Regions from separate parts of the Mus musculus genome. Here all the other regions are linked to region 1. Evidence: chromatin loops called from intact Hi-C (ENCODE). Cell type or tissue: left cerebral cortex. All regions are shown on one strand. Region 1 holds the start of Gm26812 (a long non-coding RNA gene). Region 2 overlaps BC048644 (cDNA sequence BC048644). Region 3 overlaps Car5a (carbonic anhydrase 5a, mitochondrial). Region 4 overlaps Car5a (carbonic anhydrase 5a, mitochondrial).

Region 1 (5,000 bases):
CCAAACCAGTTCTGAGCATGCGCACCGGCTCTGCTCCCAGCTAAGCCTCATGTCTTAGTTTTGCTGACAACTGTGTATGGCTCTCGGACTTTGAAAGCAGAAGGCTCCACTAGCATCTGATGTTAAATAAGCCAGTCGCATATCTGATACAGTCCCTCGGGGCCTGGTAGGCATTCCCTAAGCCCCTTTATGAGCTTTTTCTTTGAGAGTCTTTGTTCACTGTTCTTACTAACATCTTACAAATAGGGAAGAGTTATGTCCTGGAGGTACAGAGGTGACTAGAGACAGAGGGAGGGGAGCCATGGAAGAGAGAAACAGCCCGTGGGGAAGTACAGCAGCTTTTAAACCATTCTCAGTACTGTTTGAGGAAAGCCTTCAGAGGGGAAGGCTCGCCTTCCTTGAAATCAGACGGTAGGAATTCATTCCCGAGGAATCTTTCAAATGTCACCCACTCTGCAGCCAGCTTCCTGGTGCCTCTTATCGATGCATCTCTGCTCCACTTCATTTCACCAGTTCCTTGCCAGTTGCATCATTCACAGACTGGGCCAAGAACAGGGGATGTGGCTAGCACCCTGCCCGGAAGGGAAGTTTCAGAACTGGCTTCCACGAAGAGCAAACACCTGGCCCCTCCAGTGGCCTTGATTGGAACCTTCAGACAATCAGTAAAAGAGAACCTCGAGGGGAACTGAGAGTCCGTGACTGTTTCCACAGCCCTGCAGCTGATACTTAAGGGCGGCTGCCAGGGGCCATCAGCATGTGTGGTGGTGGCTGTGACATCACCGACGTGGAAAACTAGCTGGCTCCTGAGGCAGGCAGGGAGAAAGCACCAGGGGCTCCAAACTGTGATAGGAGTGGTGTTTTAAAAACTAACCTGCTGGAGAGATGGCTCAGTGGTTAAGAGCACCGACTGCTCTTCCAGAGGTCCTGAGTTCAATTTCCAGCAACCACATGGTGGCTCACAACCATCTGTAGTGGGATCCGATGTCCTCTTCTGGAGTGTCTGATGGCAGTGACAGTACTCTGTCATATACTAGATAGATAGTGTACTCTGGTATATACTAGATAGATAGATATCTAGATAGATAGATAGATAGATAGATAGATAGATAGATAGATAGATAGCTATCACCCGTACCTTTCATGCCCTGACTGAAGCAGTCTATCTTTGATTACTTTTTTTTTTTTTTTTTTTTTTTTGAGACAGGGTTTCTCTGTGTAGTTCTGGCTGTCCTGGAACTCACTCTGTAGACCAGGCTGGCCTCGAACTCAGAAATCCGCCTGCCCCTGCCTCCCAAGTGCTGGGATTAAAGGCGTGCGCCGCCACGCCCGGCTTGCAGTCTATCTTTGAAAAAGCAAATTCACCCGCAGCAACAGCACTCTCCTTCCTCTCGTCCTGCCAGCCTGATTCCCTGCCTGGGCCTCTATAGAACAGCTGCACTTAGGGGACCTCCCAGGCTCTACTGGAGCAGACCTGGGGGAATACCTGGGGGAATACTCCCAGGAGGAAATATCACTCTACAGTTTTCAGTGCATGGGGTACACTACACATCAGGACACAGTCTCCTCACAGTGGGATCACAGGCAGGAATTTCTGTGTTTTGTTTTTAGGATTCTAAAATATGAAATATAATTACATTATTCCTCCCTCCCTTTTCCCCTTCCTCCAATGTCTCTGTTTTCCCTTGTTTCTTCTCAAATTCATGACCTCTTTTTTTTAACTGTAATTGCTACACACACACACACAAAATACATAAGAACAACCTTATTGGTTCCTTTATTGTTGCCTGTATATAATTTCTAAGCCAACCAGTTGATATGAGGGGGAATCTTTTTTTCCCTGGGTTTTGAGAGCGGATCTGGAGTAGCCCAGGCTGGGCTGGACTTCACTATGTAGCAGAGGATAGCCATGCTCTCCTCACCCCTGCCCCCTAGCCGCCATCGGGATTACCGGCATATGCCATCATGCCTGCTTGCTGTTTCTATGACCTTCGAAGCTATTTCCCAATTTACAAAGTAATCCTGGTCTACCCTCAAGATGAAAATGTTAATGACAGCGCTGCAGCCAGCCAGCAGAGGGCAGCAGCCACACACCTCATCCACCACCAACTTTGCCTCAGGAAGCTCACAGAGCTACACTTTGGGGTATGGCAGAATGGTGAATATATTAAAAAAAAAAAAAAAAGCTCTAGAGGAAGGCAGAAGAATCCTAACATTTGGGAGGTGGAGGCAGGAAGATCAGTTTAAGGTCATCCTTGGACCAACTTGCAAAAAGAAAAAAAAAAAAATAAGAAGAAAGAAAACGAAATATTCACCTCAAGAGACACAGGTAGGTGGGTTCCTGTCTGCATGGTGACTTTTCTGGCCCCGTTCTTTGGGACCCGTGAACCCTCCTGAAAGCTGCCCCCAATAAACCTGCCTTTATACTTTTAATTCGACTTCAATCGGCTTACTTAAAGCCAGAGGTTCGTGTCAGGTGTCTCCTCTGATTGCTGCCACGTGAAGCAGAGTCTCCTACTTCAATCAGGCAGGGTTTACCAATTTGTCTAGTCTAGCTGGGTAGCTCTACCCAAGCATGCCCCTGCCTCAGCTTCTCAAGAGCTGGGATTTCAGGCGGGCCACCTCATTTGCTAGGCGTTTACATGGGCGCTGGGTCCGAGAATTCTACTCCCCACTCTTCCGAACCATCTCCCTAGGCCCCTTTCGTTGTTTGTTTGTTTTTGTTTTTACTTTTTACGTTCATTCTATTTATTCTGTGGCTAAGTCCCTGCACGTGCCCTGAGAGTCAGAAGGCTGAGACCGAGGGGTCGTCGGTCCTGGGCCCGGCAACAGCTGCGAACTTCCTGTGCCACCAGCTCCTGATCATCAGGGGCCAGGCGCACGCGGATGTAAGACAGGGTCCCTGAAACAATGAGCCATCAGGCCTCAAACAGGGAGAATCCCTTGTGGCTTTCAGGTGCTGAGAGCTGACTGGCACTGGCGCGACTTCTTCGGTCTCAGCTTACGACAGGGCTGATGCAACACCCTAAGGAAGTTAGGCAGCAGCCCCGAGCCCGCAATGCCTCTGTTGGCCACCAGGGGTCAGTGTAGCAGTTTCAGAAGGGGCTCGGGAAGCCTTGTAGACACAAGAAGCAAATATTGCATCATGCTGATGGGGGAGGCGGGAGGGAGGAGAAGGGGAAGGGGAGCGGATCCTGAAGCAGCTGACAGCAAGAGTGAACCTCAAGCCGGATGCTTTTATCTAGTAAAAGTGTCTGTTGTCCCGTAGTGTAGACGCTAGATGCACGCTATCACAGAGGAGATGGGGCTCACCTGCAGGCCTGTCTATTTGGGAACCAGCAAGGCAGAAGCTGCAGGCTTTTCTGATTTCCCCACATCGCAGGCTCCCGACAGTGTAGGAGAAACATTTTGCTCTATGGTTCTGAAGAGGGACTGAGGAGTAGACTTGGTTACAGTTTTAAAGAGTAACAAGAAGACTTGCCATTGATGTCCTGGTACTCACACAGTGGGGTCCCTCTTCCCAACACACTAGACAGAGACCACAAGGTCTCCCTTCATCCAGTCTGGCAAGCCAGCACATGGGGGCTCTGGGATCTGGAGATGCCTGCCTGGTTTTCCCCCATCGAGAAGGGCGCAGACTCAGGAAAAGACCAGCTCAAGCCTAGGAGAGAGCTGCTAGCCACAAAAATCACTGCCCGTCAAATATCTCTCAGGTGTCCATGGAAACAGGTGAACTACTGTTTGCTCATCTGTCTTGAAAATAAACAGTGTCGGAAGGATGAAGGAGTGGGGGGGGCCATGTGCCCCATGCAGAGCAGAGGCAGATGTGTGCTCGTGTTAATCTAACCTTCACCTGCATCTTCGTCAGGAACGGGTAGGAAGAAACAGACACTGAGTGAGTGCCCTCTGTACTTCCTATCAAGAGAACCCTGTGTCCTCCAAGGACACCCTAATCTGCCCTACTCCGTCTCCCTGCCTGGCACCCCCACTCCTGTTACTTGCTTCCTAAGTTTCTTCTCAAGGCTCATTTCCACTGTTTCTAGAAAACAGTGTACTCACAAACATAAAATAAATAAATAAAGGAGGAGGAGGAGAGGACCCTCAGCTGAGTATCCAGTCGCTCTCCCAGTCAGTTGTATGCAATTCTACCCTAACTTCACGCGGCCTCAGGAGCCTAGGTTCCAGAGGATTAGGGAAGGGTCTCTGTGGAGGGCTGTGGAGAGCCATTGTCCCTGCTGAGTGCAGATCCTCCTGGGGTGACTGCTTTAAGGTCCCCTGCCCATGAACCCCACAAGCTCATTGGTTCCCCTGGGTGACCTTTGGTGTACTTGAACTTTGGTTTGTCACTGGGACCTTACAAGGAGGGTAAATGGGACTTGTTTCCCACTCACACACCCACACATCCAGGGCAAAGATTCTTGCTGTACATTGGCATAGGATTTAACAAAACCAGAGATAAGTTTAGTGACAGCCCTGGCATTTATCCTGCCAAGGGTACTGAGACAGCCGGCTAAAGCCGTGCTGTCTGAGGGTGGGGTGTCTGCAGAGGAAATACTGACGTAGCTGGAGGTGTTGGTGACTGAAGCGTATGTAGTGTAGAGAGGAGTGAGATAAGAAACTAAGGTGGAGCCACCTGAAGGAAGGGCGTCTGTGGGGAGACCCCTAGGATGGCAGTCGTCTAAGTAGTAGAACGTGATGGGTGTGGTCTGCCCCTGAGTACTGGAATGCTTTGAGAATGTAGCCCAGGTTCTAGAATCACTATTAGGGTGGGTGCTTGAGAGTATTAGCAAGTGGCTGCAGAGGATGCCTGTCTGTGATTATGAGCAGTAAAGAATAGATCTGAGGGGCTGGAGAGATGGCTCAGCGGTTAAGAGCACTGACTGCTCTTCCAAAGGTCCTGAGTTTAAATCCCAGCAACCACATGGTGGCTCACAACCACCCGTAATGAGATCTGACGCCCTCTTCTGGTGTGTCTGAAGACAGCTACAGTGTACTTACATATA
Region 2 (5,000 bases), 60 kb after region 1:
GCGGCGTGTTTCACAAGATCCGAATGTTGTACGCGGGTGGAGAGTCGACTCACACCTCCTCACAAGTCCTGTGCAGGATGTCAGGGCCGATTGGTAAGGGCGTGCTTCTTCTCCCGCCCCAGGCGGCGCAGAGGACTTGTCAAGGGAGAAAGCACCGGAAGGGGGGTGGCTCAGTGTATAGTCCCAACACCTGCCCGGAATCCTGGCCCTGCCTCGCGGGTGTTTATCTCCGCTTCCTCCAGTGTGCATATCCTGTGCGTCTGGGAGATGAAGGATAAATATCTTATCTAGGATAAGTGGGGGTGGGTTGTGGGGTGAGGCACCCCTATAGTCCAACTTGGTCCAGAGGAAACGAGTCTGAGGGCGAAATGATCCGTCAGCTCTGGAGGAAACGGAAGAATAGACCAGAATGGTAGCCAGCTTACTCCTGGACTTAGATATCCATCTGGTCCCAAGGAGGGTCTTGACAAAAGCTCGATTAGTGGTACACCCAATCTGGAGAAGCAAGTTTTAGAAGGGAACCAACCCAATCTACTGTAGGGTGAAAGGGCTTTAGGTTGTCATTCTTAGGAAATCTTAGGTAAGAGGGTTTTTGAGATAATGTGGTCACACATCTGGAAGGTTCAGCATCCCAGGCCTGGTGCCATCATCGTGGGCACCATTATCAGCTCTGGCATCTTCGTGACGCCCACCGGTGAGCTCAAGGAAGTGGGTTCAAGCCCTCGTGGTATGGGCTGTGTAATTTGAGCTGATGGTACGCTTGGAAAATTTCATTGGTCAAGATAAGTCCAGGAGCCCCAAGACCCCCTCCTTTTCACCAGCTGTTCCATTTTCTGTCCAAAGGAGTCCCCAGGAAAACTCACAGACAAGCAGAAGGGAAGGTGGGGGGGGGGGCTTAATTTAAGAACCTTCAGACTTGTAAGGATACAGAGCCCTGTATGCTCTGCTAAACTGTCCAGTCTGCCAAGCCTTCCCCACTGCTGAGGCATGACCAATGAAGAAATTCAAACTTCTCCCCATCTTTGGATCTACTGCTGCAGCCAAGAATGCCAGAGCTGCCCCTTGGAAGCCCATGTCGGGGAGGTGTTCAGCCAAAGACTCCAAGGGTCACTGGAGCTACCTCCCCCAACCCCCAGTATGTCAGCCATTCACAAGCAATGACAAGCTGGTATCTCTGTAGCCTGAGCAGTGGGAAGCCATGGAGCTAAAAGGTCACACCAACATTAACCATGCCACAGTACAGACTGCCTAAACTGATGGCTTTGGGAAGATTGAGAAACTTGCTTCTCATTCTTGACATAGTCCTTTCAGAGGGCTAAAAGCATACCACCAACCCACTGAGACATCGCTAAGATTCCAAGGTACATCGTCTAACTTAATAGGACACGTGGCAACTCTTAGAAACACTTCATAGTAAACGAGGAAGCCAGTTCTGCAGTTGTGTAACTTGCCTGCCCAGTATGCGCAGCCTCACGGCCTCCTACCTCCAGGCAAGCAGCCTGCTTACCTCTCACCTGTGGGTGGCTAACTAACCCTTGCTTCTTTTGGAATCTGTCCTTGTTCCCAGTGGAATCTGGGTTCTGCATCGCAGCCGTGGGAAAGCTTTGATTTGAACCAGAGATAGCAATAGTCCAAGGAGGTATAAAATCACAACCATAGTTAAGTCAAAGCCACTACCAGAGGCCAAGGACGGTGGTCGTGGAGGAACACAGCAGGTTCAAATGGCTCTTCTGGGTCTGGAGTTCAGAGAGAGAATGAACAAGAGATCAAGAGGGGGACCTGAGCCCTGGGCAGAAGCTGCTCTGGTGACAATACCCAGTGAATGTCCCCGAGACCCCTGGCTCGTGATTCTGCTGCTGCTTATCACAGCGTTAGATAAGACCTTAAACTTTTTCCTGCAAAGCAACCGTTGGTGTGTATTATCTCTGTTTGGTGCCCCCCCCCCCCCCAACACCTCTTCAAACAGCTAAGACTGAAATGTTTTCCAGGGGCGCCATCTACTGGTGGATGGAGGAGCAGTTTCATCTTAAATTTCCTGACTTGGGGCTCCCGGTGTGTGTTCCTAGTGGTTAGCTCTTCAACTGGTCAGTAATTTATTTAAAATGGTGTTGGACTGATTGGATGTTGGGGAGCCTGTCTTCCTATCTCCATCTTGAAACGAGAATGCGTACCTTGTACAGTCCTTCATAGAAGAAAGGGGCGGGGCGGGTCATCGGAGCCCCCCTTCGGCCCTCTGGCCGGTACTTCCCAGGTGTGCTCTCCCACCCTAGGTACATGTGTCTGGGTGTGGCAGAGCATTAGGGAGGTAGAAGGTTGACTGGGGAGGTAAGGGGACTTAGTATAGATACTGCTATGTTGACACTGCTATCTGGTCACCTATGCTGCTGTAAGTAGCTGGGTACAGTAAGCTCACTCACTGTATTAGTTAGGGTTTTACTGCTGTGAACAGACACCATGACCAAGGCAACTCTTATAAGGACAACATTTCATTGGGGCTGGCTTACAGGTTCAGAGATTCAGTTCATTATCATCAAGGCAGGAGCATGGCAGCATCCAGGCAGGCATGGCGCAGGAGCTGAGAGTTCTGTATCTTCATTCTAGGAGAATACTGATTTCCAGGCAGCTAGGATGAGGGTTTTAAAGCCCACACCCACAGTGACACACCTACTCCAACAAGGCTACGCCTTCTAATAGTCCCTCCCTGGGCTGAGCATATACAAACCACCACACTCACCAACTTGGACTTGCATGGAACCGGGCCTGTCAGTGCGCTATCTGGGGATGAGTAGAAGTCTGTTTGCATCTACCCATGAAAAGCCACACAACAGCGGCACAGTAACCGGAGCGTTTCTGCAGATGGAAGTGTGTGCAGTCGCGCCTCTCTCTCTATCACATCAGTACCAAGGGTTGAACTCGGGCCATTCGGATTGGCTACAAGCATCTTTAACCGCTGAGCCATTTTTTATGAACCCTGCCTCGGTTTGTTGTTGTTGTTGCTTAAAATACTTAATTTTTCAAAGATTTATTTTATGTAGATGGGTGTTTTGACTACATGTGTATCTGTGTACCCAGTGTGTGCCTGGTGCCCACAGAGGACAGAGGAGGGCATTGGGTTCCCCTGTAACTGGCGTTACAGAGGGTTGTGAGCCACCGTGAGTTTTGGGAACTTCCAAATTCAGGAGCATTTGAGTGCTACTGAGAAAGATCCCCAGACTGACAGGAAATTCTGACGAGATTAATCTCAGCCCTAGAAACACAGCTGGCCTCTCTCTCCTCCTGTGGACACAGACTCTGCCCCTGAACCCAAGAAGGCCATGATCGATCTGCCTGGTGGTCCACGCCTGCAAACCCAAGTCTCAGCAAGCTGAGGCAGGAGGATCACGTGTTCTAGGCTGGTGTGGGTGTGTGAGGCCCTGTCTCAAGCTTGAGTGAAACATGTAGGCCCTGTTCCTTTACAGGCTCCTCAGGCCATCAATGAGGGGCCTGAGGTGGAAGCAGACTGCTCCCCGCTGTCTCCCTGAACACAGAGATGGGTAGGGAGCATGGCAGAGGCAGAGGTTAAGGACAGGAAGGAGTGGCTCTTGCCAGCAGTCATGGTATCACACACCACACAGCTGGTCTGCAAGAGAGCGGAGGACCCGGCTCCCTCCGAGAGAAACAGGTGCTTAAGCCTCGGTACCACAAGAAGCTTCTGGAACAGAGGCTGAAGGACCATGTCTGTCTCACAACCACACACGCAGATACTTCCCCATTCAGAGAAGTAAATTTGGTGAGAACAGTGAGAGGAAGGGCAACAGCTAAGCCAAACAGCTTAGAGACCAGGCATCCCTCAGTGTCTGTGGCTCTGGGAAGAGAGATGTAGGAGCTTGAAGGGGCCTCTGAGTGTCAAGTTATGTGCTATGGTGGCAGGCACCACAGCCCACTGTCAACAGAGGGATAAAGTCTTGAGCTGTGCAGTAGCCATTGACCACAGAGCACAGCTGAAGACGGACACAGCCAGGCCGCGGGGACTTCCCCAAGGACACTACTCGAGGGGACTGAGTATCCAGAAAGGGGGAGGTTTCTCAGGTCTCAGAATGGCTGCCTGTGCTCTGGGGCTGATAGAGGCTGATAACACAGAATGGGCGAGGGTCAGGGGTTGGGGAGTAGGGTACAGAGACGGCCATCACTGCCGAGACTGTGGCTTTTGTCCCAACGAGGCAGTATTGGGAGATTGGCCAAACGTGGCCTCTTCATGGGGACCCAGCAAGAGTTCTCACACATTCTTAAACACAGAGAAAGTAACAAACACAAGAGCCAAGGACAGAGCCTTGAACTTTCAAAGTTGGGCCAGATATTCTGAAGACAATGGTGTGCCGTCTGAGCAGACCAGGGCTGCGAGGGAGGCAGGAGCCTTTGTTTTTTTGCTCTGCTGCTTTGAGGGCTGATATCAAAGACCTTCCTTCTAGTTTTTGTTTGTAGTTTTGTAGCAATGTGTCCAGGCTCAGACTTCTTCCTGAGAGTTTCAGTGTCGAGGCTAACATGGCTTTTTAAAAATAGCTAACAAAAGGGAAATGTTTTAGGCGACAGAGACATCCCTGCCCTCAGAGGAAAGTGTCGCTGCAGGCTCCTGTCTGAGTTCTTGTTGAGTATGGCATGGAGGTGCCGTGGGGCTAAGACCCTCTCTCCCAGTAAGTGCCTCCACCTTGCTTTCTCTGCCTCTGAGACCCTATGAGAATGGATGATCATGAATGATTAATGTGACTCCTTTGTGGCTTGTCCCAGGCTCCAATCTTGAGACCTGGGCCACAATCCCATTTCCTGGCACACACAGAAGAGTCCTGTTGCTCAAAGAACCTGAGGCCCAAGCTCCTTTCCCATCAAGTTTTCCACACGGTCTGGCCTGGTGGAAGCAGCTCTGTGCCTGCATTTGAGATTCAGGAATTCCCTCTCGTGAATACTGCTTTCCCCTTGCTGCATGAGTCTCAGAGGTCTGGGACACACAAGCATAGGACCTGGGT
Region 3 (5,000 bases), 75 kb after region 1:
TTTGGCCATCCCAAGGAGTCCAGGATCCTTGTCTCACATGGGGGGTTGGGGGGAGGTCAACTTCTGACCCTCCAGCTTCCAAGTCCTGAGACTGCAGCTGTCTCCCACACATGCAGTTTATGCCGGTGCAGGGGGTTGAACCCAAGGCCTTGTGCATGCACAGTGAGGTCTCCACCAACAAGAGCTACACCTGAGTCCTCTTTCTTGTTTGTTTCTAAAAAGTCTCATTCTGTAATCCCAGGCTAGCCTGGAACTCATTATGTAGCCCAGACTAGCCTTGAACTTTTGGCTACTCTCCTGCCTCGGCCCTCTCAAGGGCTGGAATTACAGACATAGGCCACCAATCTCTATGCTCTATGTCCAAATCCAGCTCGTGGCAAGGGTCTTACTTAGGACCTACTGGCCCTTACCTTCTCTTCCCAGAACCAGAACCCCACAGCCTCTGCCAAACTCTTTGAATTTTCCTGAGTGAGTCGTTGCTCTGGCAACTGGGGTGCCCAACTGTGCTGGTTTCACGATTCTTACCTTGTGTCTTACTTCCGGCAAGACATCCACCAGCTTCTGCAGGGCCTGGTGATGCGCCCCGAGCTGTGTACCACAGACACAGAGTGTTAGCCTGGGCAGCAGACAATGGAAACACACTGTGCTCGCAAGAGGGGCAGTGTGCGAAAGGCCATTGTTGATGACCGGACCCGCCATTCTCAGTGCGAGAGGCGTGGCCGCCCAGCAGACGCTACCTTCAGAAACACGCCGATGACCGCCAGCCCGTTCTCCCCCACGGAGGCTTTCTTGTAATTTTCATATTTCGTGGAATTCCAGTGAACCAGATGGAGCTGAAACAGGGTAGAAAGAGAATGTTAACACAGCGCAGTGCAGCAGAAACAGCAGCCACGCCACTCTCCGTCCGGCACACCCATGGGTCACGCCATTGTCACATGCGTACTCAAAGTGCTGGTGGCCGGAAGAGAGGGAGAAGACTCTTGCTTTACTTTCCCTTCCTGCCGCTGTGACACTACACCCAGACAAAGACAACCGGAAGGAGAAAGGGTTTATTTTAGCTCACGGTTCAAAGGTACCGTTTATTATGGCGGGCAACTCAAGGCAGCAGGAGCCTGAGGCCACTCGTCACATCACGTCCACAGTCAGAAGAGGCAAGCATTGTATGCAAGCTTCCTTTTACCCACTTTCTCCACGTACACAGTCCGGGCCTCCACCAGGGCGTGTTCCCGTCTGCATACACTCCGTAAGGGTTGCGGTGGCTTGAATGAGACTGTCCACCATGAACTTGTGTATTTGAACATTTGGTCTCCAGTAGGGGTGGGGGAGGCACTGTTTAAGGAAGTTTAAGAGGGTGGGCTTGTTGGAGGAAGTGTGCAGTTAAGAATACTGGCCTGGGGGCTGGAGAGATGGCTGAGTGGTTAAGAGCACTGACTGCTCTTCCAGAGGTCCTGAGTTCAATTCCCAGTAACCCCATGGTGGCTCCCAACCATCTGTGATGAGATCTGATGCCCTTTTATGTCACACAGGTGTACGTGCAGATAGAGCACTCAACCATAAAACAAATCTTTAATAACATCAACAACAACAATAATAAAACATTGGCCTGTGTTCAATCCCCAGCAAGTTCAAGAGCATTTCCAAAATGAGAAAAAAATGAAAAATGAAAAAAAAAGAGAGAGAAAAAAAGTGTTTTGAGTTGTCAAGACAGAAGTGAGTAGTTTGATCATCTGTACCGACATGTCACTTGGAACAAGGGTCACCAGATAAGACGCTGGACTGTCAGCACTGAGCAGTTTCTCAGAGAGGTAAGTCCCCGAACATCATACCTGGCGTCTGACCCTGGACTCTGCCCTGTCTTTATTTTGTAACCCTTCTATTTCTTGCATGTAAGGTTGTAGACCTTACATGCCTTGTGAGGCACTGGGGGAATTCACAACGGGAAGAAATAAAGCAGAGTCCTTCATAAGGCAGCAAGAAGGCCTCTGTGTCAGCCAGGGGGCACTCTATCTTCCCACCCAAGGATTTTGTATCTATTTGGAATAAAAATATTACGTCAGTGTTTTTCTTTTTCTTTACAGATTTATTTATTTACTATATTATGTAAATACACTGTAGCTGTCTTCAGACACCCTAGAAGAGGGAATCAGATCTCATTATGGATGGTTGTGAGCCACCATGTGGTTGCTGGGATTTGAACTCAGGACCTTCGAAAGGGCAGTCAGTGCTCTTAACCACTAAGCTACCTCTCCAGCCCCCAGTGTTCTTCTTGAAATGAAATAAATAGCAACAACTATTCAAGTTGGACTCATAGTATGTTAGTGTCTCTGTCTCTCTCTTAAGATTTATTTTATGAGCCTGGCGTGGTGGCGCACGCCTTTGATCCCAGCACTTGGGAGGCAGAGGCAGGCGGATTTCTGAGTTCGAGGCCAGTCTGGTCTACAAAGTGAGTTCCAGGTTAGCCAGGGCTACACAGAGAAACCCTGTCTCGAAAAAACAAACAAAAAGAAAAAAAGAAAAGGAAAAAAAGAAAAAAAAAGATTTATTTTATGTATATCTGAGTCCTCTATGTTAGAGCTGAGGATGGCTACATAGAAGGATGTGCGTGGGTTCCGTGCAAATATGACGGCTTTGTCAGAGGGAGTTCCGGGGCTCCTTGGATACAGCACAGGGCACAAGTTTCCCCTAAGCACAAAAGCTGGGGTAGAGGCATTCTCAATTGTGCCTAACCATGAATCTTCAGGGACCAGGGTCTGCTCACAAGAACTTTGATTGCCACTAGCTGAGGATAGACGCTGTGCGCCCTCTAGTGGCCACACGTATCACTTCCGAATGAACAACAACCACTGGACTCCCATCTGTGGCTTTAGCTAGACTCTGGTTCACGTCTCCAACCAGAGATCGATGAGAGCCAAAATATTGAGTGTACATCCAATTGTTGGGGGTGGAAGGCAGAGGGTGAGAAGAGGAGGGGGCAGAGATGGGAGTGACAAGGTAATTATGGCAATCCGGCAATTTGAGAGCTGAGGTAGTAACCTTATGGTTTATCACCACACGGACGCTCCATTTTTCTTTTTCCTTTTTTCTTTCTTCCTTTCATTTTTTTTCTGTTTTTTTGAGACAGGGTTTCTCTGTATAGCTCTGGCTATCCTGGAACTCACTTTGTAGACCAGGCTGGCCTCGAACTCAGAAATCTGCCTGCCTCTGCTTCCCTAGTGCTGGGATTAAAGGTGTGCACCACCACGCCCGGCTTCCATTTTCCATTCTGTTGGAAAATGTCGGTGATGTCGTGCCCAGAGGTCTCCAGACATCGCCTCAGCTTCTTTGATTTATTTTTGGTGGTCACCTGTGTTAGCATTTCTTCTAGGCTCCGCTCCACAGTTGCCTGGCAGCAGCCAGGTATGCCTGACTCACTATAAAAGAGGCTGTTTTGGGCTGGAGAGATGGCTCAGTGATTAAGAGCACTGACTGCTCTTCCAGAGATCCAGCAACCACACGGTGGCTCACAAACATCTGTAATGGAATCCGATGCTCTCTTCTGGTATGCATGAAGACAGCTACAATGTACTCACATACATAAACTAAATACATAACTCTTTTTAAAAAGGGGGGGCTATTTGTCCCTCCTCTCTCTCACTCTCTTACCCTCTTAATCTCTTACTCTCTTAGCCTCTCTGTCCCTTTTCTCCCCTATCCCCTCCCCCTCTCTCCTCTCTCTCTGCCGTTCTCTGTCTCTACCCCCTCAATTGCCCTCCCCATACCCTAAATAAACTCTATTCATACTATATCCGAGGTACTATTTTCATCGTGTGGCTGGTACCTCAAGGGGAAGGGGGTGTTTCAGCCTGGGCCCACAGAGGCACCCCCTTCCACTTCACCATATAAAGCAGCGATAATTAAGTGGGTTCAGCTGCTTTTGGGCACTTTGTAAGTGTGTGTGTGTGTGTGTGTGTGTGTGTGTGTGTGTGTGTAAGGCGACAGTGAGGTCTAGTCACCCTGTAGTCGGACTGAGATTGAAAGCACCCAATCGTGTGTTGTCTCACAGTGTTTACGAACCTCAGCTGGGTAGGTATGGCCGTCCACTGCGTGCTCTGAGCCCCATTCATCTGTTGCTCCCCAGTGGAAATGAAACTGCTTCAGCCTGTAGTGGTTTCCCAGAGGCCCACCGCTGATCCCTGCAAGCAAGAGAAGAGACACATGAACCTGGACTACTGAGTAGGCCCAGCACTGTCTCCGTGTGTGTGTGTGTGTGTCTGTGTGTGTGTGTGTGTGTGTGTGTGTGTGTCTGTGTGTGTCTGTGTGTATCTGTGTGTGATGGGGGCAACCTTCTACACACACACACACACACACACACACACCCCGATCGCTGTGCTGCAAAACCCAGGGAGGTCCATGAAAGGTGAGCCCGGCCAGGGTATGGCCACCTCAGTCCTAGAGCAGAGCCTACCACAGCAGGTTCACACTAAGGTCTAGGATAGCGGAAGGCCAACTCCGAGCACAGTCACTAGATGGCGGTAAGAACCTCGAGTCTCTACATGTGACTACACAGAGACACAGGATGATTTCTGAGATGTGTGCTAATCCTACAAGGAGTTCCAAAGAGTTTCTTTTCTTCTGAGAAAGCGTCTCATGTGGCTCAAGCTGGCAATGGATTCTGTTTGTAACCAAGGATGGCTTTGAATTTCTGATCCCCTTGACTGTGATGGTCTGTGTATGCTTGGCCCAGGAAGTGGCACTATTAGAAGGTGTGTCCTTGTTGGAGTGAGTGTGTCCTTGTTGGAGTGGGTGTGTCACTGTGGGTATGGACTTTAAAGCCCTCATCCTAACTGCCTGGAAGTCAGTCTTCCACGAGCAGCCTTCAGATGAAGATGTAGAACTCTCAGCTCTGCCTGCACCATGCCTGCCTTGATGAGTATGGACTGAACCTCTGAACCTGTAAGTCAGTCCCAATTAAAGATTGCCCTTAGAAGAGTTGTCTTGGTCATGGTGTCTGTTCACAGCAG
Region 4 (5,000 bases), 84 kb after region 1:
TGCTGCTGACTGGCTTGCTCCACATGGTTCCACATGGTTCGTTCATCCTGCTTTCTTATAGAAACCAGGACCACCGGCCCGGATTTGGCTACACCCACAGTGGGCGTGGTCCTCCCACGTCATCAGTCAAGACCAATCTGATCCCAGACTAATATGGTGAAGGCATCTTCTCAACTGAGAGAGTCTCTTCTTTCTTTCTTTCTTTCTTTTTTTTTAAAGATTTATTTATTTATTTATTTATTTATTTATTTATTTATTTATTATATGTAAGTATATTGTAGTTGTCCTCAGACACTCCAGAAGAGGGAGTCAGATCTCGTTTTGGATGGTTTTGAGCCACCATGTGGTTGCTGGGATTTGAACTCCTGACCTTCAGAAGAGCAGTCGGGTGCTCTTACCCACTGAGCCATCTCACCAGCCCGAGAGTCTCTCTTCTAAAAGGACAATGGGTTATGTCAGGTTGACATAAAACTAACCAGCCCACAGGCAGTGAGGAGTACCTGTGCCAGGTGACCTGTTGACCCAGCTCCTGCTGAACACTTAAGTCTTTGACTTTGGTCCCAGAGTTCAAAGCCATGCCCTGTTACTTTCCTTGGAGAAAGGAACCGGAGATCAAGGCTACCGAATCAGATAAAATAATAGATAACTGACCTTTTCGTAATGATAATACAATCACTAATTTATAAGGCAGCAGGCCGAGTCTTGGGAAAGAGAGCCTTTTGCTTGCCAGCCCTGCCCCCGCCAAGACTTTCAACAGCCAGATTCATCCCCTGAGGCCTGCGGGTTTACCAATCACTCTGCGTTCTTTGAGAGTAGCTACCTCTGAGATAATGGAGATTAAAATAGGGCGGTTACATCAGCCAGAGTCAGACTCTCCAAGTAAAATAACTATTAACATTCGAGGCTCACTGAGATGACTGGTCTCCTCTGTTACAGCAGTCCCTCCGAATAGCCACCTATTTGTAATTCTCAGCTTTCCCCAGGACAGAGCAAATCTTTGGCAGGAACAGCGTCTGCTTTGGGGCTTAAAATCAGACCAAGAGAGGCTTGGGAAGCCCTTGTGCGTCAAAAGCACAAACACCGGACTCTTGCAGAGGCTGGCATGTTCAGGTGTCACCCCAGAATTTAACCAGATGCCAACCTGTGAAGTCCAAGGCCAAAGAGCTTCCCTGTGCCCAGTCCTCCCTAAGAGAGGACAAGTCACGGCTGATCAACAGCTCTTGGCAGTGCTCAAAGGGCACGACAAGCCCCATAGAGTGTAGACTTGAACACCAGGCCATGCTAAGATCAGCCCTGGCCTCCACACACTGTGGCTTTGCACTTTTCTCTGTAGCTCATAGATGACATTTGTAGAAGGAAAGTGGCCTCTGTTTCACAGGAACAAAGAGCAAACGTGAGCTCCTCGGTGACTCAGAGGGCTCCGCAAACCACAGCCACTTACTGTACCTTACTGTACCGATAGTCCGTCATTGGGGCTACTGAGACTGTCAGGGTCAAGGGACAGCTGAAGAGCCAGCCTGTCTCTGTTTTAGGTTTCAAACCCATTTTAGAGTAAAGACAAACTAGGTTCGTGACTGTTTATGATTAAACCTCTGTTTTTCAAGGATTGGGCCGTGCCCCTCCTGTAGCCTTAACTACTAATGGTCCTGGGATGCCCTCTTCTGGTGGGTCTGAAGTCAGCTACAGTGTACTTAGGTATAATAATAAAATCTTTGGGTCAAAGCGAGCAGGGACTGAGCAAGCTGGGCAGACCGGAGTGTGAGCAGAGGTCCTAAAAATTCAGTTCCTAACAACCACATGAAGGCTCACAACCATCTCTACACCTACAGTTTACATATATATGAATTCTTTAAAAAAAGTTGTTTATAACCATCTTGCACCCCTACCTGTCAAAAGGTTATATAGCCCCTATGGTTGCATTGCTATGGCTACCTGATGTGATGGCCTTGTTTTGACCATCTCTTTCTGTGACCCTGTAGCCCCCTAATCCTGAGTTATAAAATTCTTATCTTCCTCTCATCCAGTGCTGACCTCTCAAACCCTGCTTTTAGGGGAAGGCAGCCTGTGTACAGGGATTTTTAAAAACTTGCTTTGATTAACAGCATGCTTTAGTTAAATTAGCCATGATGATTCAGGTTCGGGCTCTTTCCCATCTGTATTAGTTAGGGCTTTACTGCTGTGAACAGACACCATGACCAAGGCAAGTCTTATAAAAACAACATTTAATTGGGGCTGGCTTTCAGGTTCAGAGGTTCAGTCCATTATCATCAAGTTGGGATAATGGCAGCATCCAGTCAGGCATGGTGCAGGCAGAGCTGAGAGTTCTACAGTGGCACACCTACCTCAACAAGGCCACACCTCCAAATGGTGCCACTCCCTGGCCCAAGAACATACAAACCATCACACCCTCCATCTTTGGGACCGACACAGCACCTGAAACAGACACTGCTTCTCCCAGGGCAGGACCTTTCTGTAAGGACATTGGCAGACACGTCTTCAGAAAAATCGTGCATCAAGAGCCAGGCCTGGTGGCACACACCTGCCATCCCAGGTCTCAGGAGACTGAGGCAGAGGACATTTTGAGTTTTGAGTCTCATAGTGACTCCCAGTTGGTTTCAGTGAGTCCTAGTCAAAAGACCAAGAAAGACAAAGAAAAAAAGATGGAAGGAAGAAAGAAGGGAGCCAGCATCCCCTAGAAGAGGCTCTTCTGAGTACTTGTCTCTCCTTGGCTTTATGAAACATCTTGAATTCACCAATCTACACCTTCCTGGTCAGGCTCAGGGATCCATCCCTGGAGCCTTCTCTCTAATGGAGATGCCCTAGAAGGCATCCCACTTAGCTATGACCGTGGAGGGCTATCTTGGAGCTTGGGGTCTGTTGAGAGACACGGTAGAGACCAGAAAAATGAGGAAGGAGGCCTGGCTGCTGCTCTCCTTGCCTCATTTCCAGGTCACCTGTCCAGGCAGGAGCCTCCATTTGTCTGGTGCTTCCTCTTGGTTTGTTTTGTCAGGCAGGGCCTTTCTCTGACCTGCAACTGGTGACCCCTGGTGGACAGAAGTAAAATCTGAGAGCTCTAAGTTTACAAGCTGACCCTGGGAGTCAGGCCTGTGGTGGCCAGCAGCAGCAGTTTTGGACTTGGGCTCCTTTGGGATCTCTTGGCTTTGGTGGCGACTGTCAGTTGTCACCTAGAGGAGCAGAGGCCATGGTGGACTGTGAAAATATTCGGGGAAGTTTTACAGGCAAAGCCTGGGGGCTCTGGCAGCCCCCAGCAAGCTAGGCTCAGCCCCTCCTCCCTAAAATCCCACTTAAAGATATTTTCACAGATCATACAGAGAAAGGAACTGTTTTCAGTGTTGCCAACAACCACCCTTGGGACCTGACAGGAGGCTTGGGTTTAAATATGCAAAGAGTATAAATATGCAGAGACTCTGTGACCTACCCAGCAGTGACCTTCCACTGTCTCAGCTCATCTCTCTACAGGGGGGGAGGGGGAGAGTTTGGGGGGAGGCTGATGCCAGGATTCAGCCTTTCCCTTCCTGTGTGGAATTCCTGGGGAAAATATAATTCTCTGTTGTGCTTTGTTTCCACAGTCTGATGGCTGAAGCATCCCCTTCAGACTGTCTTCTTTCTTTCCAGGATTGTTACAGAGTAACTTCAGCGGCAGCTGTTCTCTGGGCATCACCAATACATAGTTGCTTGTACTGACTGAGTAGGTCTTAGTGACCACATCCACTGTGACCAGAGAAAGCCCACCCTGAGCTCTGGGCTAATGTCTGCTTCCTGCTTCTTGGCGGTCCCTCTAGTGGACAGCATCACAAGGGCATGCAGCCAGCACTTGGCTGGGACCACAGCAGGCGAAGAAGAGGTCCTCTGCTGAATGCTTAATCCTTTGGCAGGGTTCCAGGTACCCAGGTTTTCAATGCCTCCTTTCAGTTCCGTGGAGCCAGCCTGCGACTTCAGTAACAAAGGAGACTGACGGTCTGGCTGATCTTACACCATCCACCGGTGAGTAGAGTAATACTCTCTCGGATACACACACTCTCTGCTGCCCATGGCCCAGTTTGCTGCTTGGAGCATCATTTCATGCTCCCCCCAATCTCATCCCTATCCCCAGGAAAGAAGATGAGCCACCTGCAAGTGTGAAACTTACATGGTGAGCTGGCTCACGTGGGGCTCAGCAGTGCTGAGCCTCCGGGCCTGGCTGCTATGTCCGGGGTGGCTCCCCTTCATCCCTCTGTCCTCTGCTTCCATCTGTTTCTCTCCACCATCTCTCTGCTGCCCCCCCCCCCAGGCCTTTGGATTGGTGGTCTTCAGCCATTTGAATGTAGTACCTGCCTCTGCAGTTCATCCCTCTAACAATCTACAAGAGACTGCATCCCTTACCTCCTGGAAGGCTTCCTCTGCCTTCTCTGACTTCCTGGGCAACTGTCTGATGCCTCCTGATGGTTTGTGACTACAGTTGCTGGCACTTGGCAAAACAGAGACCCAAACAATCACACTTTCCATAAAACTGCCTCCACACCCCGTGCCTCCCATCCACTTAGGTACCTCAGGAGACGGACACTTCTGCTCTTTCTTTTCCATCCAGTTTTCCTTTTCTTTTCTTTATTTGTTTTAAGTGGAAGGTTCATTTCCTCATTCTGGCTGGAAACTTTTCTGTGGTGTCTTGCCCTCCACCCCCCCCCCCCTTGGCGTTTTCCATCCTCTGCTCCTGATTTCCGATGGACTCAAATGGAAGGGACAGAAAAATGTAGAAAGCGAGCCAGGCGAGGAGGGAAGGCGCAGGATGGATACAGTGAAAGCAGACTGGCCCGGGCCGATGCGAGCCAAGGATGCGCTGTTAGTTTATGTGATGGAAGACACCCAGATGGTTCTTTCCATCTGTCTGCGCAGGGTGGGGAGCATCCTTTTGATCCAGATGAGGAAGGTGGTGACGCCAGGGGTGGGGTCAGGCTGAGGTCAAACTGGAAGGCTGCTGTCCACCCACAGTGCAAGGCTGC

What was found. Peaks named below come from ENCODE experiments on the same cell type or tissue, not always from the same donor. Only the 100,000 strongest peaks of a DNase experiment are listed, where the experiment ranks them.
Region 2: it touches region 1 in a loop (9-fold over the local background); 32 of 42 quality-filtered maps call a loop at or near these places.
Region 3: a loop joins it to region 1, with 6 times the contacts of the local background. A loop is called at or near these places in 24 of 42 quality-filtered maps.
Region 4: it touches region 1 in a loop (4-fold over the local background); 19 of 42 quality-filtered maps call a loop at or near these places.

Annotation. Positions count from the first base shown.
Region 1 is chr8:121,848,089-121,853,088 of GRCm38, forward strand. It overlaps Gm26812 (a long non-coding RNA gene), which reads left to right and starts at 3,777. Exons shown (of 4, transcript XR_879277.2): 1 at 3,777-3,892. In left cerebral cortex, CTCF peaks have their summits at 2,059 (motif pointing right), 3,065 (motif pointing right) and 4,989 (motif pointing left); DNase peaks (open chromatin) are centred at 2,072, 3,071, 3,614 and 4,478; H3K4me3 peaks cover 454 bases; H3K27ac peaks cover 719 bases.
Region 2 is chr8:121,907,921-121,912,920 of GRCm38, forward strand. It overlaps BC048644 (cDNA sequence BC048644), which reads left to right. Exons shown (of 2, transcript NR_167716.1): 1 at 1-93. Among named protein-coding and RNA genes, the nearest start is that of BC048644, 2.6 kb to the left of the region's middle. In left cerebral cortex, a CTCF peak has its summit at 2,022 (motif pointing left); a DNase peak (open chromatin) is centred at 2,003; H3K4me3 peaks cover 498 bases; H3K27ac peaks cover 1,900 bases.
Region 3 is chr8:121,923,030-121,928,029 of GRCm38, forward strand. It overlaps Car5a (carbonic anhydrase 5a, mitochondrial), which reads right to left. Exons shown (of 7, transcript NM_007608.2): 3 at 4,054-4,172; 4 at 738-833; 5 at 526-588. Among named protein-coding and RNA genes, the nearest start is that of BC048644, 18 kb to the left of the region's middle. In left cerebral cortex, CTCF peaks have their summits at 2,801 (motif pointing left) and 4,512 (motif pointing right); DNase peaks (open chromatin) are centred at 2,800 and 4,501; H3K27ac peaks cover 808 bases.
Region 4 is chr8:121,931,670-121,936,669 of GRCm38, forward strand. The region is part of intron 2 of Car5a (carbonic anhydrase 5a, mitochondrial); the gene reads right to left. Among named protein-coding and RNA genes, the nearest start is that of Car5a, 11 kb to the right of the region's middle. In left cerebral cortex, CTCF peaks have their summits at 1,659 (motif pointing left), 3,048 (motif pointing left) and 3,828; DNase peaks (open chromatin) are centred at 3,051 and 3,854; H3K27ac peaks cover 762 bases.